6 separate regions of the Homo sapiens genome follow, and regions 1, 2, 3, 4 and 5 are each linked to region 6. Evidence: chromatin contacts called from ENCODE Hi-C or POLR2A ChIA-PET data. All regions are on one chromosome and are shown on one strand. The core of a region is the stretch at or near the end of the contact, and the rest is flanking DNA. Distances in the headings are between cores, read along the strand shown.

What was found. Hi-C counts contacts between places; a loop is a spot of excess contacts on that map. ChIA-PET counts read pairs that join two places held with the same protein, here RNA polymerase II (POLR2A). Pooled maps may share reads with other maps.
Region 1: a loop to region 6 is called in a pooled map, with 6 times the contacts of the local background. The contact joins the promoter of ABHD17A here to the promoter of GADD45B in region 6. A Hi-C loop is called at or near these places in 3 of 50 pooled maps. POLR2A ChIA-PET finds 5 or more read pairs at or near these places in 8 of 52 experiments (GM10248, K562, MCF 10A and 4 more).
Region 2: a pooled map shows a loop between it and region 6 (2.6-fold over the local background). The contact joins the promoter of TLE2 here to the promoter of GADD45B in region 6. A Hi-C loop is called at or near these places in 8 of 50 pooled maps. POLR2A ChIA-PET finds 5 or more read pairs at or near these places in 15 of 52 experiments (A549, AG04450, BJ and 12 more).
Region 3: a pooled map shows a loop between it and region 6 (6-fold over the local background). The contact joins the promoter of GNA15-DT here to the promoter of GADD45B in region 6. A Hi-C loop is called at or near these places in 2 of 50 pooled maps. POLR2A ChIA-PET finds 5 or more read pairs at or near these places in 2 of 52 experiments (HepG2 and naive thymus-derived CD8-positive, alpha-beta T cell).
Region 4: a map of naive thymus-derived CD4-positive, alpha-beta T cell shows a loop between it and region 6 (8-fold over the local background). The contact joins the promoter of S1PR4 here to the promoter of GADD45B in region 6. A Hi-C loop is called at or near these places in 1 of 168 maps with a recorded cell type or tissue (naive thymus-derived CD4-positive, alpha-beta T cell), 3 of 37 single-sample maps with no recorded cell type and 9 of 50 pooled maps. POLR2A ChIA-PET finds 5 or more read pairs at or near these places in 5 of 52 experiments (HepG2, WTC11, activated B cell and 2 more).
Region 5: a pooled map shows a loop between it and region 6 (9-fold over the local background). The contact joins the promoter of GNA11 here to the promoter of GADD45B in region 6. A Hi-C loop is called at or near these places in 1 of 168 maps with a recorded cell type or tissue (heart left ventricle) and 4 of 50 pooled maps. POLR2A ChIA-PET finds 5 or more read pairs at or near these places in 2 of 52 experiments (PC-3 and WTC11).

What each region holds. Positions count from the first base shown.
Region 1 is chr19:1,884,110-1,888,712 of GRCh38, reverse strand. It overlaps ABHD17A (abhydrolase domain containing 17A, depalmitoylase), which reads left to right and starts at 3,217. Exons shown (of 5, transcript NM_001130111.2): 1 at 3,217-3,361. RefSeq lists enhancers at 628-1,133, 1,134-1,638 and a silencer at 3,805-3,952.
Region 2 is chr19:3,027,388-3,032,276 of GRCh38, reverse strand. TLE2 (TLE family member 2, transcriptional corepressor) reads left to right here and starts at 2,997. Exons shown (of 20, transcript NM_003260.5): 1 at 2,997-3,396; 2 at 3,474-3,571; 3 at 3,895-3,958; 4 at 4,404-4,448. The coding sequence starts at 3,373.
Region 3 is chr19:3,152,484-3,157,263 of GRCh38, reverse strand. GNA15-DT (GNA15 divergent transcript) reads left to right here and starts at 2,089. Exons shown (of 4, transcript NR_110670.1): 1 at 2,089-2,246. GNA15 (G protein subunit alpha 15) reads right to left here. Exons shown (of 7, transcript NM_002068.4): 5 at 1,312-1,441. RefSeq lists enhancers at 1,769-1,858, 1,899-2,228, 1,516-2,473.
Region 4 is chr19:3,177,519-3,181,571 of GRCh38, reverse strand. S1PR4 (sphingosine-1-phosphate receptor 4) reads right to left here and starts at 2,803. Exons shown (of 1, transcript NM_003775.4): 1 at 1,240-2,803. The coding sequence starts at 2,779. The coding sequence ends at 1,625. RefSeq lists enhancers at 556-605, 1,216-1,445, 1,486-1,665, 1,706-2,355, 3,939-4,053 and a silencer at 2,586-3,135.
Region 5 is chr19:3,091,501-3,095,813 of GRCh38, reverse strand. It overlaps GNA11 (G protein subunit alpha 11), which reads right to left and starts at 1,452. Exons shown (of 7, transcript NM_002067.5): 1 at 1,027-1,452. The coding sequence starts at 1,162. RefSeq lists enhancers at 1-659, 660-1,647 and silencers at 944-1,073, 1,394-1,513, 1,534-1,783.
Region 6 is chr19:2,472,693-2,477,376 of GRCh38, reverse strand. GADD45B (growth arrest and DNA damage inducible beta) reads right to left here and starts at 1,250. Exons shown (of 4, transcript NM_015675.4): 1 at 975-1,250; 2 at 747-848; 3 at 126-348. The coding sequence starts at 1,018. RefSeq lists enhancers at 1-9, 80-239, 250-359, 1-590, 520-609 and 2 more and silencers at 1,990-2,099, 2,470-2,609.

The DNA.
Region 1 (4,603 bases), core at 1,968-4,467, 590 kb after region 6:
CCCTCATTTTTATTTTTTAGAGTCAGCATCTCCCTCTGTCATCCAGGCTGGAGTGCAGTGGTGCAATCACACCTCACTGCAGCCTTGAACTCCTGGCCTCAAAGAATCCTCCCACCTTGGCCTCCCAAAATGCTGGGGTTCAGACATGAGCCACAGCACCCACTATTTTCTGGGACAATTGGGACAGAGGCTCGATCACAAAGGGTCTCTGGGGAGGAGGAAGGGATGGGTGTCCTTCTGAGACATTTGAGTGTTTACAGCGTGCGTTTACCTTTCACCAGGTGGCCTTGGATTGGTGGGCCACCCTGCGGGCTTATCCTCCTCCCCTTGGATGGTGTCTCCCTGTGTCCCTGTGGGGGCTGTCGTTTACAAGTGGAGCTGGGCTTTCTGGTGCGGTCCAGCCCTGGTCCTGCCTAGCTCACAGTGGGAAGGGGCTGCAGGGAAGATGGGAGGGGGGAAGGAGGCTGGGGACAGGCCTCTTCTGGCCCTGGTGCTCAGAGAATTCACAAGGACCTAGGAAGAAGCCTGGACTTGTTTTGGCCTTTGGACCTCAGGAGAACCTCAGCGGAGGCTGGGAGCCTCGAGGGGGACAGCAGAGGCAGGGGAACGCTGGGGCAGCTCTTGACAGCCCCAGGGAGACCCAGGCAGCTGAGTCCTGAGCAGGGGCGCCAGAGGTCCAACAACACCGGAAAATCAGAAAATGAGGCAAAGCAGCCAGGTGCGGTGGTTCACGCCTGTAATCCCAGCACTTTGGGAGGCCGAGGCTGGCAGATCACTTGAGGTCAGGAGTTCGAGACCAGCCTGGCCAACATAGCGAAACCCCATCTCTACTAAAAATACAAAAATTAGCCGGGTGCAGTGGCGGGTGCCTGTTAGCTCAGCTACTCGGGAGGCTGAGGCAGAAGAATAGCTTGAATCTGAGAGGTGGAGGTTGCAGTGAGCCGAGATCGCGCCACTGCACTCCAACATGGGTGACAGAATAAGACTCTGTCTCAAAACAACAACAACCAAAAAAAAAAAGAGGAAAGAAAATGAGGCAAAGAAACCCTGGGCTATCTCTAAGTCTCTAGTCTTTTGAGCCTGATTCCTTCCCTGGCAGCTGTGTCCTGAATTTGAGGAATGAGCCCCTGGGGGCAGGATTGGCCCAGGAGCCTCAGGCTTATCTCAGAACAGTGGAGCTAAGATGAGAGTCCCTGGGACGGAGCGGGGGCTGCGGTTGCCTGCAGGCTGGAGGAGCATTTTGAGCTGGAAAAGGCACGAAAGCTGGGGGGAAGGCACATATGAGAGAAGGCCTGAAAAGCAAGGCTTCCCACCAATTCACACTCACACTTCCAGGCTGGGCCCCTTTGGTGTCTGCAGCCCTTTCTGCCCCTGTCCCTGTCACTTCCTTAGAAAGGCCTGCCCTGACCACGCTCTGAGATTCTCCAGTAACCTTCTTCCATTTTCTTTTCTTTACTTTTTTTTTTTTTGAGGCAGAGTCTTGCTCTGTCGCCCAGGCTGGAGTGCAGTGGCGTGGAGTAGCTGAGATTACAGGTGCGCGCCACAACAGCCGGCTAATTTTTGTATTTTTAGTAGAGATGGGGTTTCACCATGTTGGCCAGGGTGGCCTAATTTTTGTATTTTTAGTAGAGACAGGATTTCACCATGTTGGCCAGGCTGAACTCCTAACTTCAGGTGATCTGCCTGCCTCGTTCTCCCAAAGTGCTGAGATTACAGGCGTGAGCCACTAGGCCCTGCCATAATGCAATTTTTTTTTTTTTTGAGACGGAGTCTCGCTCTGTCGCCCAGTCTGGAGTGCAGTGGCGCGGTCTCAGCTCACTGCAAGCTCTGCCTCCTGGGTTCACGCCGTTCTCCTGCCTCAGCCTCCCGAGTAGCTGGGACTACAGGCGCCCGCCACCACGCCCGGCTATCTTTTTGTATTTTTAGTAGAGATGAGGTTTCACCGTGTTAGCCAGGATGGTCTTGATCTCCTAACCTCATGATCTGCCCGACTCGGCCTCCCAAAGTGCTGGGATTATAGGCGTGAGCCACCGCGCCCAGCCCATAATGAAATTTTTTTAAGAGACAGGATCTTGCTCTCTCGCCCAGGCTGGAATGCAGTGGAGTGATCATAGTTTTATTTATTTATTTATTTATTTATTTATTTATTTATTTATTTATCTGAGACAGTCTTCTTGCTCTGTCACTTGGGCTGGAGCACAGTGGCCCGATCTTGGCTCACTGCAACCTTCGCCTCCCGGGTTCAAGCGATTCTCCTGCCTCAGCCTCCGGAGTAGCTGGGACTACAGGCGCGTGCCACCATGCCCGGCTAATATTTGTATTTTTAGTAGAGACAGGGTTTCACCACGTTGGTCAGGCTTGGTCTCAAACTCCTGACTTCAGGTGATCTACCTGTTTCAGTCTCCCAAAGTGCTGGGATTACAGGCATGAGCCACCGTGCCCGGCCTAATGTAATATTTTAAAAACTAATGCAAAAGAATTTCTGATGAGCAATATATAAAGACTTTAAATAAGCTGGTCATGGTGGCTTGTGCCTATAGTCCTAGCTACTCAGGAGGCTGAAGTAGGAGGTTCACTTGATCCTGGGAGGTCGAGGCTGCAGTGAGCTATGATGGCACCAGCCTGGGTGACAGAGTAGACTCTATGTTAAAAAAAAGAGGCCAGGTGCGGTGGCTGATGCCTGTAATCCCAACACTTTGGGAGGCTGAGGCAGGAGGATTCTGGGGTCAGGAGTTCGAGGCCACACTGGCCAACATGGGGAAACCCCGTCTCTACTGAAAACACAAAAATTAGCTGGGCATGGTGGTGGGCGCCGGTAATCCCAGCTACTCAGGAGGCTGAGGCAGGAGAATCGCTTGATCCCAGGAGGCAGAAGTTGCAGTGAGCTGAGATCGCGCCATTGTACTCCAGCCTGGGCGACAGAGCGCGACTCCATCTCATAAAGAAAAATATTTTAAAACATTTCTAAATGTTGATGTCTGAGTTTTTTTTGGCGTCCCTGTAAATTTTGTTTTCCAGGCGAGAACTTTACTGGCCTCAACCTATTCCGGGTCCCCAAGTGAATGAAACCTAAGTTTGGCCCCGCCCACAGAGCAGCAGGCCACGCCCCTCGACATATCAGCCCCGCCCCCAGGACGCTAGTCGCGCGGTCGCTCTGTGCCTGCAGACCCCCGCCCCGCGCGCTCCTCGCGTCACTTCCGGGGCGGTGGTGAGAACGAGGCTCACTTCCGTCCGTGGGGGGAGCTGCGGCGGTGGCGGTGCAGGAGGCCGGGCAGGGGTGCGGAGGGACCGACGGACGCACGGGCGGGCGGCCGGGAGCCATGGAGCGCGGCCCTGGGGCCCGGGGGCGCGGGCCGGGGTGGTGAGTGCCGGGCAGGGGCGGGGGCGGGCGCGGCCGCGCGGGGTCCCGGGCCGGGCCTCGAGGGCCTGACAGCCCGGTTGGACGTCCCCGAGACCCCTGCAGTCCCAGGGCTTCCGCGGGTCCTGCCCGAGGAGCCCAGAGCAGGGGCGCGGACCGCGGATGAGCGTCTGTGATTGGGAAAGCCCTGTCCCCATCCATTCAGCCCTCCGGCGTGGGTTGCGCTCCCACCCTCCTGCGGACGCGGCCCTTGCCTTCGGGGAGCACCCGTCCGAGCCGCGGATTCCGCTCTTTTGCCCCGAAACTGCCCCCAGTCCGACAAACGCTTCGGCCTCTCGCCCCCCAAGGCAGCTCCCAGGGGCCCTCCCGAGCCCTGCTTCCCAACCAGCTCCCAGTCGCTGTTTCCCTTGTCAGGCTTCTTCCTGCCACCCTGACTCCTGGGCGGGCTTCCCGGCCTCCGCTCGCGTCCGTTCTCCGGGATGCAGCCCTTCTCCTATGTTGTCCATCGCTTGCTCGGGACTTCTTCGCGGCCCCGCCATTTCTCCCAGGATGAAGTGCAAACTCTCGGGGGCGCGACCTCACCCGTCCCAGGCTCTCTCTTAGGACCCTTCTGCTCACTTCTTCCTCCCAGGGTCTGCTCTAGCCAGGAGCCTGCTCTGTCACCTCGGATTTTGCTCCTGCTTGTCCCTCTGTCCCATCCCCCTGTCACCTGGCCCGTTTGTCTGCCCTCTGATATGGCCGCGCCTCCCCCCAGGCGGGTTTCCCACCCTGACTGGTTGAGTGAGGTGCAGTCACCGTCTCCCATATGTAGGTCATCTTCCAGTATTTTGGCTGCTCGGTTGCTTGCTGGTCCTCAGAACACCTCTAGCTTGCAGAGGGTTGCCCAGTTAAGTGCGTGGGAACGGAATTGGTGGGATTCAGGGTGTCAAGGGTGTGTGCCCAGTGAGTGAGGCGTCTGGGTTTGCACTCCCCAGTCCACGCCCATTAGTGACACTAGGGAGGTTCCAGGTACCTGTGGCTGGAGAGGAGAGGAGACTAGACTTTCCCTTCCCTGTCAAAGCTGGCGGACCTTGGGGATTCTTTTCCTCCTGTGCTTCCTCCTTAATTCTGTGCTGCCTACCACCTGCCCATTCCTTTAGTGAGTGGCAGGTCATGGTCCTGCTCTCATAGAGTTTCTGGTTTGGAGGTGGGGGGAGATCTGGCCAAACGTGTGAAAAATACAAGCTGTGGAAAGAGCGTGTAAGG
Region 2 (4,889 bases), core at 1,748-4,247, 550 kb before region 6:
AGAATGAGACTCCGTCTCAAAACAAACAAAAACAAAAAAACCGAAGGCCAGGCATGGTAGCTCACGCCTGTAATCCCAGCACTTTGAGAGGCCGAGGCAGGTGGATCACCTGAGGTCAGGAATTCAAGACCAGCCCGGCCAACATGGTGAATCCGTCTCTACTAATAATACAAAAAAAATTAGCTGGGCATGGCGGCGGGAGCCTGTAATACCAGCTACTCCAGAGGCCGAGGCAGGAGAATCGCTTGAACCCGGGAGGCATAGGTTGCAGCAGTGAGCCGAGATCGCGCCACTGCACTCCAGCCTGGGCAGCAGAGCAAGACTCCGTCTCAAAAAACAAAAACAAAAACAAACAAAAAGCCACACACTATGGTAGGAGCTGGGAAGAGAGGGAGAATAGGATGGAGAGTGTGAAAATAACGGGGTGGGCAGAAGCTGTTGAAATGGGTGGCTAGGAGGGGCCGTTCTGAGGAGGTAGCTTTTGAGCTGAGACTTGAATGATAAGAAGCAAGGGAAAAGCATTCCAGGTACAGGGAACAGAAAGTGCAATGGCCCTGAGGCTGGACTGTGCCTGGTGTGAGGCCAGTGTGACTTGGGCAGAGTGAGTGAGGGCGAAAATGACCGGAGTTGAGATCATGAAGCTGGCTGGCCGGGTGCAGTGGCTCATGCCTGTAATCTCAGTGCTTTGGGAGGCCGAGGTGGGAGGATCGATTGAGCCCAGGAATGCAAGACCAGCCTGGGCAACACAGTGAGACCTTGTCTCTATAAACAATAAACAAAACATAAAGAGATGGTGAAGGGGAAAAGGGGAAGAGTTTTGTGAAGAGCCTTGTGGGAAGAGAGATGAGTTTGGATTTATTTTGAGGGCAATAGGGAGCTAGTGAGTACTACACACACACACACACACACACACACACACACACACACACACACAATTGTATCTTTATCCCAGGCTGTGTCTCTTTTCCTCCCTTCCCAGAGCTGCCCAACCTCATCGTTCAGGTCTCATCTCCAAGGCTACCCTCCCCCAAGGGTCCTCTCCCAGACACCCCACATAAGCAGGTTTGCTTTTGTTCATCTCTATCACTGCCCTCTAAACTCTTCCTCTGTCTGTACAAATAGTCCCATAATTACCAAGCTGTGAACCTGCCTAGCCTGTCACTCACATCCCACAAACTCAGAGAGGGCAGGGATCTGTCTCCCTTATCCACCCTTACAATCCCTGTGCCTGGAAGGATGCCTGACACGTCATAGGTGCTCTGTAAATATCTGTGGGCTGGAAAACGATGGCTTTAAATTTGATAAGGGCTTTTTTTTTTTTTTTTTGAGACAAGGTCCTGCTCTGTCACCCAGGCTGGAGTGCAGTGATGTGATCTCAACTCAGTGCAGCCTTGACCTTCTGGGGCTCAGGTATCTCCCGCCTCAGCCCCCCAAGTAGCCGGGACCACAGGTGTGCATCACCATGCCTGGCTAATTATTTTTGTATTTTTTGTAGAGATACAAAAAACACAAAAATGTTTTTTTGTATTGTCGCGGTGTTGTCCACACTGGTCTTGAACTCCTGGGCTCAAGCGATCCTCCCTCCTCAGCTTCCCAAAGTGCTGGAGCTACAGGCATGACCCACCACCCCTGGCCCATTGATAAGGGCTCTTGTGCCCTTTTGTAAGGGTACAAAATGGGTTTTTGTAACCCTAACCCTTAGGTACCATTAGGTACTCGATCACCTAAGGACACAAGTCCAAGTGTCATCAAGGGGCATGGATTTTTCTCTGTTTTGTTCCCAGCTGTGCCCCAGTGTCTACAGCAGTGTGTGGTCCACAGTATGCATTTAGTACACGTTTGTTGATTGACTTCACAAACCTCTCCTGAGGTTTCTCCAAAGAGAATAAGAACTTCCCACTCCCCGGGTGGGCCTGAAGGATGCTGGCTGGATGTCTGTGGTCTCTGGTCGGGGCTGGAGCCTTTGCCGTGGGAGAGACTTGAGTCTGATGGCAGAGCTGTGGTTCTTCCAGTTCTGAGTGGGACACGGCTCCTGCCTTCAAGAAACCCAGTCTGAGAGGGGAGACAGCCCAGTCCACTGGTGATGGCAGTAGGAACACAATTCCCATCTGTGGAAGTTTGCTCTGTGTAGGGAGAGGCTGACAGCGTTCATGCACTATCTCATTTAAGTGCAGTGCCCAGTGCGGTGGCTCCCGCCCGTAATCCCAGCACTTTGGAAGGCCGAAGAGAGAGGCTTGAGTCCAGGAGTTCAAGACCAGCCTGGGCAACATAGTGAGACGCCCCCCTACTCCATCTCTGCAAAAAATTAAAAAATTAGCTGGGCGTGGTGGTGCACACCTGTAGTCCCAGCTACTGGAGAAGCTGAGGGGGAAGGATCGCTTGAGCCCAGGAGTTCGAGGCTGCAGTGAGCCATGATTGCCCCACTGTACTCCAGCCTGGGCAACACAGGGAGACCCTATCTCTGCAAAAAATTAAACCCTAAAGATAGCGCACCACCCCTGACCTTTTGCAGAGACTACTGAGGCCCCCAGAGGGCGAGGGCCCGGCATGATCTGGGAAGCAGTGTTTGCTGTGAGATTCCCTTTCTGGCAGGGTTCCCTGCCAGCGCTTGGCAAGGCTGCGTCCTGCTGACCCTTCAATCTCAACCCAATGTCACTTGCTCAGAAAAGCCATTTCCGACTCCAGACTGGTCCCCGCTCCCCGCAAGCCCCCCCCCCCGCTCCCACGGTGGGTAACACGGTGTGAATTTCTTCACTGGTTTTTCTTCTCCCGCCCCTCCGGGAGGGGGTGGGGACCCTGTTTTAAGGCACTGGGCGCCTCCCCACCCGGCCTCAGTTTCCCCAACGGCCCAGGGACTGAAGGAAGGGGGCGGGTGCCCGGGGGCCGGGGGGGGCGCGGGCGCGGGGAGGGGCGGTGCGCGGGGGTGGGCGCGGGGCGGGCCGCGGGCGCGTGGGGGCGGCGGCGCCACCTTAAGGCGGCTCAGCCCGCGGCTCCCGGCCGAGCCCCGCCGGAGGGAGGCGGCTCCGCGCGGGGCCCGCCGCCCGCGCCGCCGCCACCGAAACCCGGCCGCGGCGCGCCCGACCTTCTGCGCCGGCTGCCGCGGCCGCCCTCGCCGCGCTCCCGCCCCGGCCGCTGCCCCTGCCCGCCCCGCTCGCCCCGCGCACCCCAACCCGGGGAGGGGCTCCCACGACCCCGGGCGCGCGCGCTTGGGGGCGCGCCAGGGACTCCAGGGTCCCTTGCCCCGCGCCGCTTCTCCCTCCTCCCTCTTTCTTCGGGCAGCCTCCCCACCACCCCACTTCAGCCTCCCCCACTCTTGCCGCCTCCATATCATCAAGCTCTGGTGGCGCCTGGGGGGCTTTTCGGATCGGCAGGATGTACCCCCAGGGAAGGCACCCGGTGAGTGCGGACTGCGGGGAGGGGGCCCCCAGTGTCCGGGAACTCAGACCCTGACGTTTCCCCCACACCCCCCCCAGACCCCGCTCCAGTCCGGCCAGCCCTTCAAGTTCTCGATCTTGGAGATCTGCGACCGCATCAAAGAAGAATTCCAGTTTCTTCAGGCTCAATACCACAGGTGAGGGGGGCCGCCCCAGGGGCCGCGGGAGTTCACCTGGGCGCCGGGGCGGGGCGAGGCCTCCGGGGTATAGGGCGGGGAGGAGGGGCTCCCGGTTGGAGGGGGGGCGCGACAAAGGCCTCCAGGTGGAAGCGCAGGTGCAGAGGGGTCTGGGGACAGTCAGAGCTGGGGCATTTGGAGCCCAGGAAGGGGCGGGGAGGGACTGGGACAGGAGGTGGGGGGAGGTCTGTAAGGAAGTCGGGAGGGGGAGATCCAGCCTCTCACTTTGGAAGCCGGCCCACATGGGGCGGGTGGGAGCCCCTTGCCCTCTCTCTTCTTCTCAGCCTCAAGCTAGAATGTGAGAAGCTGGCCAGCGAGAAGACGGAAATGCAGCGACATTATGTCATGGTGAGGGCACTTATGATGCCAGGGTGAGGGGAGAGGCGGGCAGGGCTTTGAGTCACGGTGGACTCTGGGGTAGGTCCCTGCCCCACTCCGAACCTCGTCTTCCCCGTCTGTACATTGGGCAGGTTGGGATTTCAGGCTCTCTAGGAGGGTCCTCCCAGCTCTGGGAATGGGGAGACAGGGAGGACCCCTCGCCTGATGGGAGTCTCTGTCGGGCCAGGGCCTCTGGACACTTCCTACCTGCCCTGCCTCTCTGGGGAGAGTAGAGGGGGCCCTTCCAGGCAGAGCCCCCGCTTCCTCCTCTGGGACCCCGTGGAGCTGGGGGGGGCTCTGCTTCCTGCTGTGATTCCCCTGAACCTGGGGACTCTTGGAAGACCCTGGCATCACCTATCTGGAGGAGGGCACCCATCTCCACCCTAGACGTTCTTACTTGGTTTTTCCTTTGCAGTATTATGAGATGTCGTACGGGCTCAACATTGAAATGCATAAGCAGGTAACTGGGTTGGGGTTACGCGTGTTCAGGAGGGAGGGTGGGGGTCTGGAAGCCCTGAGAAGGACCCAGAGTGGGCAGCCGGGGCCAGAGCAGACCTAGGGAACACGGGTCTCATCCTGAAATCTCCGCAGAGGTCACAGAGGGCCCATCTGGGACCAGGAAGACAGATTTCAGCCTCGTGGAAGGAAAATGAGTCCCACCTTCTGAAGACAGTATCTAGCAGTTGGAGCGTCCAGCAGAGATGCAGGCAGTGGGCAGGGGCCACCAGGCATCCCCATCAAGGAGGGCACATAGCAGAGGCAGGGCAGCCAGGCCAGGGAGGCTGTGGAAGTGACTTCTGTCCTAGGAGGGAGCTGGATGGCCACTCTTAGAGGTCCCTTTCAACCCAGAAAGTCTGAAGTTTTGAGATGGACCCCAGGTTCTGTTGCTGCTTTGAAGCTT
Region 3 (4,780 bases), core at 840-3,339, 680 kb before region 6:
ACTTTGGGAGGCCAAGGCGGGCAGATCACCTGAGGCCAGGAGTTGGAGACCAGCCTGGCTAACATGGTGAAACCCCGTTTCTACTAAAAATACAAAAAATTAGCCGGGCATGATGGCAGGTGCCTGTAAACCCAGCTACTCGGGAGGCTGAGGCAGGAAAATCGCTTGAACCCGGGAGGCGGAGGTTGCAGTGAGCTGAGATCGCGCCACTGCACTCTAACCTGGGCGACAAAAGCGAGACTCCATCTCAAAAAAAAAAGTACAATAAGGTCTCAAATGCCTTGTGTTATGGGGTACATCATATTTCCCCAAAATTCATACGTTCAAGACCTAACCCCCTAGAACCTCAGTTTGTGACCTTCTTTGGAAACAGGGCCATCACACGAGGAATTAACCCAGATGAGGTCGTACTGGAGTAGGGTGGGCCCTGATCCTAGACGACTGGTGTACTTATTAAAAGAGGCTATTGGCTGGGCACAGTGGCTCACGCCTGTAATCCCAGCACTTTGGGAGGCCGAGGCGGGCGGATCACGAGGTCAGGAGATTGAGACCATCCTGGCTAACATGGTGAAACCCCCTCTCTTCTAAGAATACAAAAAAAAAATTAGCCGAGCGTGGTGGCGGGTGCCTGTAATCCCACCTACTCCGGAGGCTGAGGCAGGAGAATGGTGTGAACCCGGGAGGCGGAGTTTCCAGTGAGCCGAGATCGCGCCACTGCACTCCAGCCTGTGCGTGTGCGTGCATGTGTGTGTGCACGCATGTGTGTGCCTGTGTGCCTGTGTGTGCGTGTGTGTGCCTGTGTGTGCGTGTGCATGTGTGTACTGTGTGTGTGCATGTGTGTGTTCATGTGTGTGCGCATGTGTACATATGCGTGTATTGTGCACGTGAGTGCATGCAAGTGTGCATGTGTGTGGTGCATGTGTGTTCGTGTGCATGTGTTGTGCATGTGCACTGCGTGTGTACATGTGTCCCGTGTGTGCACGTGTGTATGTGCATGTATTATGCACGTGTCTGTGCGTGTTTGTGTGCATGCATTGTGTATGTGCGTGTGTGCACTGTAGTGTGTGTGTGTGTGTGTGTGTGTGTGTGTGTGTGTGTGTCTGGGGTCCTGACCAAACAAATGCTGTAGGTCTGTGTCTTGGGTTGCTGCAATCTGACCACAAAAGGCTGAAGGGTCAAGTTCATAGCCATGCTGGGCACACACAGGCCCGTTCAAGAGCAGGGATCCCTCCCTTTCTGCACCAGAGCTTCCTGCTCAGGTGAGGGTCCCTGGGCCAACAAGTGGGCAGGGCGAGGGAGGCGGTGGCGCACCTCCTGGTTGTTCTCCTCCAGGCACTGGTCGTATTCACTCAGTGAGGCCAGGTAGATGAGGGCGATCACGTTCTCGAAACAATGGATCCATTTCTTACGCTCTGACTTCTGGCCCCCGACGTCCACGATCCTACAGGGAACCGAGGTGCCCCCTTTCAGAGCTCAGGAGCCTGCTCCGTGACACCCCCAACCCCCATCACGTCTGGGATATGCCAAGATCCATAATAGCGACAGCAAGAATAGGTGCTAGCCTCTCGTGGATTTGCCATGTCATTCCCGCGAGGCAAGGATGAGTCTTACGCCCATTTTACAGATGAGAAGCCTGAGATCCAGGGAGGAGCGGGGACTTTCCCAAGCTTCTACTGTGCTGGGCTGCCTGCTTTCTACCCCCATATTAGAGGGGAGCAGGTTGGACAGATCTGAGATGTGCCCTGGTGCTGGCTGGGCGACCCGGCGGAGGAAATTGCCAAACATCTCCAAAACTCAGTTTTCCCATCTGTGCTATGGGGCTCCTGTGCTCTGGCTGGCCATGGGCATGTCCAGTGGCCACACAGATGGGAATGAGGGCTGTTCCCAGAGCACACGTCCTCCCCTCCATCTGTGACTCAGCCCCACGCACCGTAACAAAAGCCTGAACCCTGCCCCCACCTTCCTGTTCTCTCTCTTCTGAGAAATGTGGGTCGCTGATAACCATCTGTGCGTCATTTCCCTGGGGATGCAACCGTTACTCAGGAAGTCCCAGAACAGAGGCTTTGGACGGGCCCGGCCCAGGGCCTCAAGCAAGAAGGGACTTGCCCCATTGCACAGGAGGGGAAACCGGGACTGATGATGAAGCAGTTAGGCTGCAGCTGCTGGATGTGTCTCCTGATCCCTGAGACCCACTCCTCCCATGCATCCTCAGAGTCCCTCAAACCCCACATCCAGAGCCAGACAGGGTAAGCAGCCGTCGAGAGGGGGCTCTGGAGACTGAGACGGGAGTGGGATCAGCAACTGACCAGTTGGGAACTGTGGGCATCACCTCTCATCTCGGGTCTCAGTGTCCTCTGAGCCCTCACTCCATTCATTCGTCTCACTCCTGGGCCACACCTAAAAATCACTTCCTTGGCCCAGACTTCCCCATGATTTCCCAGCCTCTACCTTCACTCCTAAACTTTTATCCACCCACCCACCCCATTCATCGATTTATTCACTCATCCATCCACCCATCCACCCACCCACTCATCCATCCACCCATCCAGCCATTCACTCATCCATCCATCTATCCATCTACCCATCTATCCATCCATCCATCATCCATCCACCCACCCATCCATCCACCCATCCAGCCATTCACTCATCCATCCATCTATCCATCTACCCATCTATCCATCCATCCATCATCCATCCACCTGTCCACCCATTTACGAAATCCACCCACCGACCCACCCATCCATCTCTCCATTTACTCATCCATCCATCCATCCACCCATCTGTCCACCCATTACCCAGCTACCCATCCATCCATCTACCCATCTATCCACTCACTCATCCACCCATGTACCCATCCACCCACCCTCCCACCCATCCACTCATCCATTCATCCACTCACCCATCCACCCATTCATCCATTCATCCGTCACCCACCACCCATCTACCCATTCATTCATCCATCCATCCACTCATCCACCCATCCATCCACCCATTCATCCATCCATCCATCACCCACCACCCATCTACCCATTCATTCATCCATCCATCCACTCATCCACCCATCCATCCACCCATTCATCCATCCATCCATCCATCCATCCCACCCATCCATCCATCTATCCATCCACCCATCCATCTATTCATTCACTCATCCATCCATCTATCCGTCTATCCATCTACCCATCTATTCATCCATCCATCATCCACCTGCCTGTCCACCCATTTACTCAATCCACCCATCCATCCATCGCTTCATCTACTCATCTATCCATCCACCCATCTGTTCACCCATTATCCATCTACTCATACATCCATCTACCCATCTATCCACTCACTCGTCCACCCATCTACCCATCCACCCACCCACACCCCCATCCACTCATCCATTCATCCATCCATTCACCCACTCATCCATCCATCCTTCACTCACCCATTCACCCATTTATTCATTCATTCATCCATCACCTGCCACCCATCTACCCATTCATTCATCCATCCATCCACTCATCCACCCATCCATCCATGCATTCACCCACCCATTCATCCATCCATTCATCCATCCCACCCACCCATCCATCTATCCACTCATCCATCCATCCTTCACTCACCAATCCACCCACCCATCCATTCACCCATCACCCTTCCACCCATCTACCCATTAATTCATCCATCCACTCATTCACCCATCCATCCACCCATTCATCCACCCATCTATCCATCTATCCACTCATCCACCCACTCATCCATTCATGTATCACCCATCCACCCATCTAACCATCCATCCATCCATCCATCCACTCATCCCTCTTTCAATCCATCCATCTATCCATCCATTCATCCATCCACCCACTCATCCATCTATCCATTGATTCATCCACTCATCCATCCTGCCACTCCATCCATCCACTCATCTATCCCTCAACTTATCCATCCATCTATTCATCTATCCATCCACCCATTCATCCACCCATCCATTCCCTTCCATCTTTCCTTTTTTTTTTTTTTTAAAGATTCCCAGACCAAGTATCTCTCCCATAGAAGTCATCCTTGGGTACTAACACTACTATTGTGTCCCAGAGCTGGTTCCTTCTCGTGGGTTCTCGGTCTCGCTGACTTCAAGAATGAAGCCGCAGACCTTCGCAGTAAGTGTTACAGCTCTTAAAGGTGGTGTGGACCCAAAGAGTGAGCAGCAGCAAGATTTATTGTGAAGAGCGAAAGAACAAAGCTTCCACAGCGTGGAAGGGGACCCGAGCGGGTTGCCCCCATTCCATCTTTCCAACCATCCACCCACATTTACCAACTTCTACTCTGACCTTTAGCTATTCACTAAAGAAGCAGAAGAATCAAACTCAGCCCCTAACCTTGTGAGGCTCTCCATCTTGTAGAGGAGACCCACAGAAAACAGATAAATTATGAACCTTCCTAGTAAGGACTATTGAAGAGGCCAAAACAATAGGTTTGGGGGATTTAGGGAAAGGAAGGCCAAATAGGGGTAGGTCAAACACAATCGCTGTCTCTGGGCATGACTTTGCACCCCTGCTCAGCTCCCCGCCATCAGCCCATGGAAACAGATCTTGCTAAGGTCACCAGTGACCCTCTAACTGCCAATCCCAGAGTCATTCTTCTCACTGTATTCTTGACCTTTCCTTTCCTGACCTTTGACATTGGCCATTGCTCTGCTGGGTTAGGGTTAGGGTTAGGGTGCTGCACTGGCCATTCCCACCTCTGTCTGCCAGCTAAGGTGGAGTCCCCCTAGGCCCCTCAGACTCAACCTGTCCCA
Region 4 (4,053 bases), core at 1,554-4,053, 700 kb before region 6:
CAATGAATTTTCTTTTTTTTTTTTTTTTAATTTTTTTTTAGAGACAGGGTCTCACTCTGTCACCCAGGCTGGCACGATCACCGCTCCCTGCAGCCTCGACCTCCCGGGCTCAAGTGATCCTCCCACCTCAGCCTCTCGAGTAGCTGGAACCACAGGCATGCAACAACATGCTCGGGCTAATTTTTTTAATTTTGGAGGATTTTTTTGTAGAGATGTGGTTTCGCTATGTTGCCCAGGCTGGTCTGGAACTCCTGCACTCAAGCAATCCTCCTGCCTCGGCCTCCCAAAGTGCTGGGATTACAGGCATGAGCCACCACACCCAGCAATTTCCATGAATTTTCAATAGCCGTGTGTGCCTCACAGCTGCTGTGTTGGTGGGTAAATGGCCCCCACACACCGCATTCCCCATCGTACAGTGGAGAAATAATGACTTAAAGCAGAACTTTCTGAGCCCAGGCGGCGGGTGGTGTGGATTCTGACTCTGCTCAGACACTGGACTGGACGGGACTGGCTTGGTCCTGGGAGAAGGTGGGCGAGAGCTGTCTATGAGCTGCAGGTGCTGGAGGCTTCCGGATTTACATCTGCACTGAAACTGTGGCCACCCGCCCCATGGGGCTACCGAAATATAAACAGATTCAAATTAAACACAACCTACACTTCGAAATTCAGTTATCTGCTTGCACCGTAGCCCCGTGGGGCTGGCGTCTCCCATACTGAATGGTGTGGAGCTGAAACGTCTCCACTGGAGTTTCACGGGGCAGGCAGTTGTCAGCCCCTGTGGCTGGCGGGGAGCGTGTACAATCAACCCTGTGCTTCGGCTTCAGTGATTAAACTGTTTTACCCACCGGGAAAGCCGAGGCCGTTCATGCTGAAGGGGATGTGAGGGAAGATTCCCCCAGCCCAGGAAGCCAAGGTGGTGCCTCTGCCAGCCCCAGAGAGTGGGTCCCCAAAAGATGCAGAGGCCAGAGATGGGGCATGGGCCCTGCCATTTCTAAAGGGGAAGTGAACAAGAAGAGGCGGCATTAACTGTCATTGTCACCCCCACTTCCCGCAACGCCCAGAGGTTGTCCACACACACACACACACACACACACACACACACACACTCCACCCTCACAGGGCACTGGCCCGTGGCCCTCTCTAGCAAAGACACACCCGGCTGCCCCTAGATCCACAGCCCCCCTGAGCCACGGCCCCCACGCATGCACGCACCAGGGAATAAGAGGCCGCAACATCACGTACCATGATCGAACTTCAATGTTGCCAGGGCATGCATCCCACAGTCCACCCCTTGCAGCCTGGGAGCCCTACTGAGGCCCAGAGAGGGGCCGGGACTTCCCCAGAATCACACAGAAGCGGGGTTGTGGGGAACCCACTCGCCCCCACACCAGGGTGCTCTCTGCTCCTACGGGGAGGTGGGGTGGTTGCCTCCTTGTCCAGGGTGACCATGGGAAGCCCATTTGGCGTCAGAAGCCCCGAGAGGCCACCGGGAAGACCATGGGGGCCTGTCCCGTTCCCTGCTCCCCATACAGGCGAGGCTGCGTGCACACAGCTTCCTGTACCCCAGGAGGGCCTGCCTGGCACGCACCCGGTGGCTGCACCATCCACACGCAAGACTGCAACTTCAGATGCTCCGCACGCTGGAGATGCTGGACAGGGGCTCCCGCATCCGAAAGCTGAGCGAGCGGGAGCCGCGAAAGCTGTCCCTTGGCCTCAGAGAGCTGTCGGTGGTGGAAGCTCCGGAGTGAGCCTCGACGGCCCGGGCCAGGCAGTCCCCGGGCCCTCGCATGCCCAGCCGGAGACACCCGCAGCAGAGGAAGCTGAGCACGGCTCTGCACACCTCCCTGCTGCGGAAGGAGTAGATGATGGGGTTGACCGCCGAGTTGAGGACGGCCAGGGCCAGGATCCAGTCCATGCCCCGCAGGTACTCCTGGGCCCAGAGGTTGGAGCCAAAGACGTCGGCCAGCAGCAGCCCGAAGAGTGGGCCCCAGCACACCAGGAAGGCCAGCAGGATCATCAGCACCGTCTTCAGCAGGCGGCGGGCCTTGCGGCGGGCCGCTGGGCGTGGGGCCTTCTGCCCGCTGGCCTGCACCAGGCGGAAGATGGCCCCATAGAGGCCCATGATGGTGGCCAGGACGCCGGCGAAGATCACCAGGCAGAAGAGGATGTAGCGCTTGGAGTAGAGGGGCAGAAGGCTGGAGCAGCGGTCAAAGGCGCACAGGCAGTTCCAGCCCAGCAAAGGCAGCATCCCCAGCAGCGCGGCCAGCAGCCAGCAGAGGCCGATGAAGCCGTAGACGCGGCTGGTCTTGGTGGCCCCGCTCTCGGCCACCGGCCGCACCATGGTGGCAAAGCGCTCCCCTGCAGTGAAGAGCAGGCTGAAGGTGGAGGCGGCCAGGGCGGTGAAGAGCAGGCCCTCCCGTAGGAACCACTGGGCGGGCGCCAGACGGAAGGTGCGGGCCCCCGACAGCAGCACGTTGGCCAGGTAGGCCGCGCCCGTGAGCAGGTCACTCAGCGTGATGTTCACCAGGCAATAGTAGACCCAGCGTCGCGACCGCATGTGGCTGGTGATGGCCGCCAGCACCAGCAAGTTCTCCAGCACCACCAGGCAGCTGGCGGCCACCGACAGCCCCCGCAGGGCCCCCAGGCCGCCATCCTCCGGCCCCCCGCGCCCGGCCAGCCGGCCCGAGTGGTTGTAGTGCAGAACAATGAGCCGGCTGTGCCCGCCGGCCGCCAGCTGTTGGCAGGACTCGGGGGCCACCGGGGTCCCCGTGGCGTTCATGGCCTCCCCCGGGGGCTGACTGAGGCCCGACGCAGGGTGGAGCCACCCGCCTTGCTGGTCTTGGTTTCCTGTTATTTGAAATTTCCTGTTATGTTCAAGGTGCCCTCCAGGGTGGAGGTAAGGCCGAGGACAGGGAGGGGCACCCCAACGGTCGGCCCCCACCCGGGCTCCTGGAGCCAACGCGCTGGGGCTGCCCTGGCTGTGAGGACCCCCACCCCTGCCCTGGCTGCCTTCTTCCTGTCCTCGAAAGCCGGAGACCCGCAGGGAGCCCCGGAGCCGTCAGTCACGGAGGGGAAATGAGTCCCCACTCGGGATGGGCCACCCCTTTCCAGCCGGACGACTCCTCCCCACCAGCCCTGATCACCCCCGAAGCACCCGTCGGCTCCACTGAGGTCTCCCCACATGCTCCACCGGCGCTCAGCACACAGCAGGTGCCTAATAAATGTCAAGTGCCTGCATGCCCTTGAGCACTGACTCATCCGACTTGATCCCCGAAACAGGGCCTGATGCGTTACAGAAGAGGAAACTGAGGCCCAGAGAGCCCGGTGCGTTGCAGAAGGGGAAACTGAGGCCCAGAGAGCCCGATGCGTTGCAGAAGGGGAAACTGAGGCCCAGAGAGCCCGATGCGTTGCAGAAGGGGAAACTGAGGCCCAGAGAGCCCGAGGCGTTGCAGAAGGGGAAACTGAGGCCCAGAGAGCCCGAGGCGTTGCAGAAGGGGAAACTGAGGCCCAGAGAGCCCGATGCGTTGCAGAAGGGGAAACTGAGGCCCAGAGAGCCCGATGCGTTGCAGAAGGGGAAACTGAGGCCCAGAGAGCCCGATGCGTTGCAGAAGGGGAAACTGAGGCCCAGAGAGCCCGAGGCGTTGCAGAAGGGGAAACTGAGGCCCAGAGAGCCCGAGGCGTTGCAGAAGGGGAAACTGAGGCCCAGAGAGCCCGATGCGTTGCAGAAGGGGAAACTGAGGCCCAGAGAGCCCGAGGCGTTGCAGAAGGGGAAACTGAGGCCCAGAGAGCCCGATGCGTTGCAGAAGGGGAAACTGAGGCCCAGAGAGCCCGATGCGTTGCAGAAGGGGAAACTGAGGCCCAGAGAGCCCGATGCGTTGCAGAAGGGGAAACTGAGGCCCAGAGAGCCTGATGCGTTACAGAAGGGAAAACTGAGGCCCACAAAGGCGGCCTGAGGCCAACTTTCTGCCCATGGGAGGACACACAGGTCCAGGGAGAGAGACCCCCAGGGACAAGCTGGTAGGGTCTCGGGGCCAGGCGCCCATTTTGGGATTC
Region 5 (4,313 bases), core at 203-2,702, 620 kb before region 6:
GGCTGCTCTCAACGAGGACTCAGCGTGGCTCCCACCAGGACTCTAAGGAAGGGGGCGGGGGAGGCTGCCGAGATAGCTGCTTGGGACAACAAGCAAAGGCTCCCTCAGGTGTCAACCGCCCCACCCTCAGCTGAGCGGAACCCTGAGGAGAGGAAAGACTGTCTTTTTCCCACAGGGTGCATTCCAGCCAAGAGGAGTACGGGGTTTCCCGGAACAGGAAGGCAGGAGAATGGCCCTGAAGGGAATGTGGGGATAGGGGACACGGAGGAGTCTTCGGGGGGATGGGGGGGTGTACAGGGCCTGCATGGAGGGTACAGGGCCTGCATGGAGTGTACAGGGCTCTGCCTGGAGGGAAGGGTCAACGCGGGGCCCTGAGCAGTGAGGGGTGAGTGTGCCCTGTGGGTTACAGCCCAAAGGTCTGGCCCTGAAGGGGTAGCGAGGGGTGGGTACTCCGGTGGGGTAAGGTCAGAAGGTCCCTGTGCAGGGAGGGACTGGTCCCTTGAGAAGGAACAGAGGGCAAATCCTGAAGAGTCCTGGAGGCCCAATGTAGACAGCAGAAGCTGGGAGCTGACCTAGGAGTGATCGGGGGCCTGATCCAGACAGGACAGACACAGGCTGACACCGGAGAGTCCCAGGTGCCAACATGAACAGTTAAGGCAGGGGCTGACCCCAAAGAAATCAGGGGCCCGCAGCTGACCCCGGAGGGTCCCAGGTGCCGACCTAGACAGCAAAGGCAGGGCTGACCCCAGAGGGTCCCGAGCCGACCCAGACGACACAGGCAGGGCTGATCCCGGAGGGCCCCGCCCCGACCCGGACAGGCAGTGAAGGCACAGGCAGGGCTGACACTCGAGGGTCCCGCGACCCGGACAGGCAGGGAAGGCACAGGCAGGGCTGACCCCGGAGGGTCTCGCGACCCGGACGGCACAGGCAGGGCTGACCCCGGAGGGTCCCGGCCCGACCCGGACAGGCAGGGCAGGCACAGGCAGGGCAGGGCCCGCAGCCGGCAGGCCCGGGGGCCGCACTCACCGAGCAGCAGCAGCTTGAGCTCGCGCCGGGCGTCGCGCTTGTCCCGCCGCAGCTGCTTCTCGATCTCGGCGTTGATCCGCTTGGACTCCTTCACCTCATCGCTCAGGCAACACGCCATCATGGACTCCAGAGTCATCGTCCCGGCCCCGGCCGACGCGGCCGCCTGCCCGCCGCCGCCCCCCGGCCCCCGGCCCGGCCCTGGCCGGAGCCGCCTCGGCCGCCGCCCGCCGCGGCCCTCCGGCCTCGGCCACCGGCCCTCGGCCCCGGGCCGGCCCGCCCCGCCTCGGCCGCCGCCTGGCGAGCCGCCGGGTCCCCGCTCGGGCCGCGCCAGCCGCGGACTCCCGCGCGGCCGCACTCAGCCCGCGCCGCCGCCGCAGCCACCGCCAACCGCAGCCGCCGCAACCGAGCGACAGCGCCGGACAACCTAGCAGGCTGGGAGCGCAGCCCGCGACGGGCAGACGGTGCGGCCAATGGGAGGGGCCGGCGGCCAAGCGCGCCCACCATGGGGGCGGGACTAGCGGCCTGGGCGGGGCGTCGGCGGGCGCGAAAGGGGCGGGGCGGGGCGAGGGCGGGGGGCCCGCGGGTTTGGTTGCGCCGACGTGGGAAGGGGGACGCGCAGCCGGGAGCCGGGGCGGGGCCGCCCGGGATTGTGGGAATGTGGCGGACTCGGCCCGGCCAGGCTCGGCTCCGCTCGGCTCCGTTCGGCCCCGCTCGGTCCCGCTCGGCTCGGCCCAGGCGCGGTGGCGGAGGCGCGCACGCGGCCGCTGCGCTCTCTGGGTCTCCAGGTGCCTGGGCAGCAGTCGCTGCCCCCGGGAAGCGCCCTGACATTGCCTGACAGGAACCTTCACTCATCCATTAAAAAGCGTTAATGGAGGTCGGGCGCGGTGGCTCACGCCTGTAATCCCAGCACTTTGGAAGGCCGAGGCGGGCGGATCACCTGAGGTCTGGAGTTCGAGACCAGCCTGACCAACAGGGAGAAACGCCGTCTCTACTAAAACTACAAAATTAGCCCGGCGTGGTGGTGCACGCCCGTAATCCCAGCTACTCGGGAGGCTGAGGCAGGAGAATCACTTGAACCCAGGAGGCGGAGGTTGCAGTGAGCCGAGATCACGCCATTGCACTCCAGCCTGGGCAACAAGAACGAAACTCCGTCTCCAAAGAAAAAAAAAAAAAAAGAGGGCCGGGCGCGGTGGCTCACGCCTGTAATCCCAGCACTTTGGGAGGCCGAGGCGGGTGGATCACGAGGTCAGGAGATCGAGACTATCCTGGCTGACACGGTGAAACCCCGTCTCTACTAAAAATACAAAAAATTAGCCGGGCGTGGTGGCGGGCGCCTGTAGTCCCAGCTACTCGGGAGGCTGAGGCAGGAGAATGGCGTGAACCCGGGAGACGGAACTTGCAGTGAGCTGAGATCATGCCACTGCACTCCAGCCTGGGCGACAGAGCGAGACTCTGTCTCAAAAAAAAAAATTAAAAAGCGTTAATGGGACACCTACTGTGTATCAGGCATTAATGGGACACATTCTATATGCCAGGCACGGACCAGAGATTAATGGAGTGCCTGCTGTCCATCAGGTGTCAATCAGGCCTTACTGCAGTGCCTGCACCATTCCAGGCCAGGTATACGCATTCATGAAATGCCTACAGGATACCAGGCACTGCTGTAAGCCCGTTAAGCTAACCCTACCCAAGGGATATCTTTTTTTTCTTCTTCTTTTTTTGAGATGGAGTCTTGCTCTGTCGCCCAGGCTGGAGTGCAGGGGCGTGATCTAGGTTCATTGCACCCTCTGCCTCACAGGCTCTAGTGATTCTCCTGCCTCACCCTCCCAAGTAGCTGGGATTACAGGCGCGCCACCATGCCTGGCTAATTTTGTATTTTTAGTAGAGAGCGGGTTTCGCCACGTTGGCCAGGCTGGTCTCAAACTCCTGGCCTCTAGTGATCTGCCCTCCTCGGCCTCCCAAAGCGCTGGGATTATAGATGTGAGCCACCTCACCCAGCCATATCTTTATCCTTACTTTGCAGATGAAATGGAAGTGGCCACCAGAATTTATAAAAACGTGTGTTCCCACCACCTTGCTGACTACTGAAAACCCTTTTCCCTCTCTGGCCTCCTTGGCCAACCCCTGAGCATCCTCTCCGTTTCAATTCAGACGTCAGCTCCTCAGGGAGACTTCTCCTGACTCCTCAGACCAAGCCAGGTACCTTCTCTTGAGCCACAACTTGAAATTGTATGTTCTGGCCAGGTGCGGCAGCTCCTGCCGGTAATCCCAGTACTTGGGAGGCCAAGGCAGGTGGACCGCTTGAGCTCAGGAGTTCGAGACCAGCCTAGATAACATGGCGAAACCCCATCTCTACTAAAAATACAAAAAATTAGATGGGTGTGGTGGCACATGCCTGTAATCCCAGCTACTCGGGAGGCTGAGAGGATCACTTGAGCCCAGGAGGCAGATGTTGCAGTGAGCGGAGATGGGGCTACTGCACTCCAGCCTGGGACACAAGAGTGAGACCCTGTATCAAAACAAAACAAAACAAAACACCAGAGTGGCCAACATGGTGAAACCCCCTCTCTACTAAAAATACAAAAATGACCCGGGCGTGGTGGCGGGCACCTGTGGTCTCAGCTACTTTTGCTGAGGCAGGAGAATCGCTTGAACCCGGGAGGCAGAGGTTGCAGGGAGCTGGGATCATACCACTGCATTCCAGCCAGGGCAACAGAACGAGACTCCGTCTCAAAAAAAAAAAAAAAAAAAGGCCGGGTGTGGTGGTTTATGCCTGTAATCCCAGCACTTTGGGAGGCCGAGGTGGGCAGATCACCTGAGATCGGGAGTTCAAGACCAGCCTGACCACCATGGAGAAACCCCGTCTCTACTGAAAATACAGAATTAGCCAGGCACGGTGGCTCATGCCTGTAATCCCAGCTACTTGGGAGACTGAGGCAGGAGAACCTCTTGAACCCGGGAGGCGGAGGTTGCAGTGAGCTGAGATCGCACCATTGCACTCCAGCCTGGGCAACAAGAGAGAAACTCCGTCCAAAAAAAAAAAAAAACAAAAAAGCAGGGTGTGGTGGCTCATGCCTGTAATCCCAGCACTTTGGAAGGCCAAGGCAGGCAGATCACTTGAGGTCAGCAGTTTGAGACCAGCCTGGCTAACATGGCAAAACCCTGTCTCTATTAAAAATACAAAAAAATTAGTGGACACCTGTAATCCCAGCTACTCGGGAGGCTGAGGCAGCAGAATCTCTTGAACCCAGGAGGTGGACGTTGCAGTGAGCCGAGACCACACCACT
Region 6 (4,684 bases), core at 1-2,500:
CTGCCCACGGGACATGCCAAACGTGGCTGAGCGCTGAGCTGTGCAGGACCAGTCAGCCCGACTTTGTTGACAAACACCGGCCCAGGTGCCCGGGCGTGGCGGGGCAGGGCAGAGGCCCGACTCACCGTGACCAGGAGACAATGCAGGTCTCGGGCCTCGGTGGTGCCCTGGGTCTCGGCCGGCTCTCCCAGGAGCTGCGCCAGGCGCTGCATGCCCGACACCCGCACGATGTTGATGTCGTTGTCACAGCAGAAGGACTGGATGAGCGTGAAGTGGATTTGCAGGGCGATGTCATCCTCCTCCTCCTCGTCAATGGCCAAGAGGCAGAGGACCACGCTGTCTGGGTCCCTGAGGGGGCCAAAGGGTAGGGATGGGTCAGCCGGGGACAGGGGAGGGGCCACCGTGCAGGGGGAGTTTGCAAAAAAGGAGCGTGCAAGAGCAAAAGAGAAACTGCAAGGGTGCAGGGGATTGCCTCTGCAAGCTGGTGACGGTGGGGGGAGGGGAGGGCACACGGTTCAAAGTATGGGGTAGGGGGAGACAGGCCCACGGCGGGAGGGGTGTTTGCAGACGATACATCAGGATACGGCAGCCCCCGATCCACAAAACGGCAGAGAAGCTCTGCATCCACAGCGGGGGGCACTTGGGGAAGTCCCAGCTCCATGCAAGACAAGCGTGCGGAAAGCGTCCAGAGCGGAGGGGAGGTCCCGTCCCACCCGCGCCCAGCCCGGGAAGGGGGTCTGACTCACACATTCATCAACTTGGCCGACTCGTACACCCCCACTGTGAGGCGATCCTGGCGCTGAGCGGCCACCAAAAGCTCCTCCACCGCGGCGGTCACCGTCTGCATCCTGAGACCAGGAAAGAGGGATCAGTGACGGGCGGACCACCGGGTGCTACGTTCCGCTCCCGGCCCGGCCCAACCCGACCCATCCCGTCCCGGCTGACCTCAGGCGGCGGCAGCCCCGGCTACTTACTTCTGCGCCGCGTTGTCGCACGCCACGAGCTCTTCCAGCGTCATGTTGCAATTATAATCCACAGTGGATGCGGCTCCACGGCAGTCCCCAGGGAGAAATTGCAAAATCCGAGCCAGAGAGCCCAAAACCTTCCCACAGAGCTAGAGCGCTCGTCCAAGACCTTCGGGAAGCAGCGAAATCCTTCCAGAAAAGGCGGAAAAATATATTGCAAAGTCCTTGGCGAGGATAATCCAGGAAGTTGCGGAAACCAACGGTAGTCCGACGCTTCGGCGATCTGAGCTGGGAGCCTCCGGCACCGACTTTTATAGACTTGAACATTGGGCGTGGCCTCAGTGGAGTCATTCGCCCCTCCTATTGGTGGAAAGACAAGGGCGAGTGCAGCTAGCTCTGCGGTTGGCCGACGGAGGGGAGGGGGAGGAGCGGCGTGCGGGGGCGCCCCACGTGGGGGCGAGAACCGGGAGGAGGGCGCGCGGGGGCCGGGTAGGTGACCGCGAATGCCAGAAAAGAAAAAAAAGCAGAAGTTTTTTTCTCCTGATTTCCCGGCAGCCGAGCCGCGGTTCGGGGCGCGCGCGGGATTTCCAGCGCGCGAGGCGGCCCGGACTTTCGGGGGGGCCTGGAATCCCCTCCCGATCCGCGGAGAGTCCCGGACCGCGCCTTTCCCAAGTTCTGCTGGGGGTGGAGGGGCTGCACCGGGAAGGGGCCCCGTTTGCAGCGTGATCTCGCCCAGGTGGTGGTGAGGGCCGGAGTCTCTCCTGGCTGCGACGACCCCAGCCCCTGGGTGATTTCGCTTCTCCCGGCCTCTCTGTTCCCGTCTGAGTAATGGGTCTGCAGCGCCGGCCTCGCTGGTTTGCAGAGCATGGCATAAAATACGGCTGACAGTAAGAGCCCAATACACATCAGCTGTCACCTGGTGGTCGCGGGAGGCCTCCTCGAGGGCCCCGAAAGTGGGAGGTTGCAAAGCCCGGGGCGCTCTGGAGAAGAAAGTGGGCGCCTCCTCGCCGACCCCGCGAGTATCAGGGTGGGGTGCGCGTGGGAGGTGCAGGTGGCGCGGCCCCGCCCCCGCCGGCTGCCTGGCGTTCCAGCCTTTGCCCGTGCGGAGGCCTCCAGGCCCTGGAGAAAGCCATTGTTGAGGGGAATGGTGCAGGCTCCGGCTGCACGCCGCCACCCAGGGCCCACGTGCAAGGATGACGGCTACTTTTATTTCTCACTCCGGGGTGGGCGCTGACCTGCATTGAGTGCGTGGTGCGGACCTGGTACCCCCCACCCCTCCGGATTCATGGATGATTTAATCCAAGACCTGGGAAGCAGGGGGGATGCTTATGTGCATTATGCAAAAGGGGAAACTGAGGCTTGGTGAGGCCATAGGCTAGTTCGTGTTGGAGCCACGCGTGTGCGCCAGGCACGGCCGCCTGCAGGACTCCGCCGCCCCGGGAAGGCTGTTCAGGAGCGAGGCTGGCAGGCCCCGCATGACAACGTCTCCCACGGTCGACTGGGGGCTCCCGGGTGACTCACATCTGAGTCCCCTCCCCCGCCAGCCTGGGGTCTGGCCTCCGCCCGGCGGCTCACTTTCCCCAGTTGCCCGGCTCCCCGGCCCGCGGGTCCGGCTGACGCATCCCACCTCCTCCGCGCCGCCCACCGCTGGGGCACGAAATGTCCCGGGGCTGCGAGGCGCGGTGGCGCCATCTGGTGGCCGCGCCGAGTTTCTGCGCCCTCAGCGCCGGAAGAGAGGGACGGACGGGCGGGGCACTGGGCTGGAGGCGGGGGATAAGGGGACCGTGGCGGTTGCAACGTTTTATGTAACTTTATGCAATGTTTTACGCATGCAACATACATATTTATATTTTATAATTTCAATTTAAAAGTTAAATCGGCCGGGCGCGGTGGCTTACGCCTGTAATCCCAGCACTTTGGGAGTCCGAGGCGGGCGGATCAACTGAGGTCAGGAGTTCGAGACCAACCTGACCAACATGGCCAACATGAGCTGAAGATAAGGAAGATCAGGGAGGTGGGTGGGATAAGTGCAAAGTCAGATTCTGTCTTTATTTACAATTTTGATATTTTGTTCCTCATGGATACTTGGGCATTGATTTTGATTTTTAAAAAGTATTGCAGGCTGGGTAATCCCAGCACATTAGGAGGCTGAGGCGGGCAGATCGTGAGGTCAGTTCGAGACCAGCCTGACCAACATGGTGAAACCCTGTCTCTACTAAAAACACAAAAATTAGCTGGGCGTGGTGGCACGCGCCTGTAATCCCAGCTTACTCAGGAGGCTGAGGCAGGAGTATCACTTGAACCCAGGAGGTGGAGGTTGCAGTGAGCCGAGATCATGCCACTGCACATGGCATGGTGACAGAGAGAGACTCCATCCTCCCCAAAACAAACAAACAAACAAACAAACAAACAAAAAGGCCGGGCACGGTAGCTCACTCCTGTAATCCCAGCACTTGGGGAGTCTGAGGCAGGAGGATCACCTGAGGCTGGGAATTCAAGACCAGCCTGACCAACCTGGAGAAACCCCATCTCTACTAAAAATACAAAATCAGTCGGGCGTGGTGGCACATGCCTGTAATCCCAGCTACTCTGGGGGCTGAGGCAGGAGAATTGCTTGAACTTGGGAGGCAGAGGTTGCAGTAAGCCGAGATTGCAGTGAGCCGAGATCGTGCCACTGCACTCCAGCCTGAGTGACAGAGTGAGACTCAGTCTTTAAAAAAAAAAAAAAGAAAGAAAGAATGGGGTGTGTTGTGTGCACCCAGCTACTCCGGAGGCTGAGACAGGAGGATCACTTGAGCCCAGGGGTTCCTGGCTGCAGTGAGCCGGGATTGCACAGTTGCATTCCAGCCTGGGCAACAGAGTGAGACCCCGTCTCAAATAAATAAATAAAATAAGGGCTGGGCACGGTGGCTCATGCCTGTAATCCCAGCACTTTGGGAGGCTGAGGCAGGTGGATCATCTGGGGTCAGGAGTTCAAAACCAACCTGGCCAACATGGTGAAACCCCGTCTCTACAAAAAATACAAAAATTACCTGGGCATGGTGGCACATGCCTATAATCCCAGCTACTCGGGAGGCTGAGGCAGGAGAATCGCTTGAACCCGGGAGGTGGAGGTTGCAGTGAGCCGAGATTGCACCACTGCATTCCAGCCTGGGAGACAGAGCGAGACACTGTGTCAAAAATAAAGCAAATAAAATAAATAAAATAAGGCGAGCAAAGCAGGGCCTCAGAGAATATGTGTCCAAGTCCTTCTTCCGTGTGTCCCCCGTGCCAGCCATAACAACCTCCTCTGCGAGAGGCCCAGCCTTTGTCAGCTGTTTCCTCCGCCTGGGATGCTGTCTTCCTCTGGTCTTCAGCAGGAAAACCCTACTCCTCTGTCAACACTGACTTGGCCTTGTTTTCTCCCAGACTGACTGCCTGGACCCCCATGGTCCTCCACCCTCCAGGCTTCTCTTTCTAGACCCCAAGCCCACCTGTGCCTCCTTTTTCCAGCCCTGGCTCCAGGCATCTTAGAATATCTGGAGTATCTTGGAATATCTTCAAGAGACTCTGAGCTCTGTGCCTTTGAGCTCAGAAAATGAGCTCCAGCCGGGCCAGGCGTGGTGGCTCATGCCTGTAATCCCAGCATGTTGGGAGGCCGAGGCGGGTGGATCACCCGAGGTCAGGAGTTCAAGACCAGCCTGGCCAGCATGGTGAAACTCCATCTCTACTAAAAATAT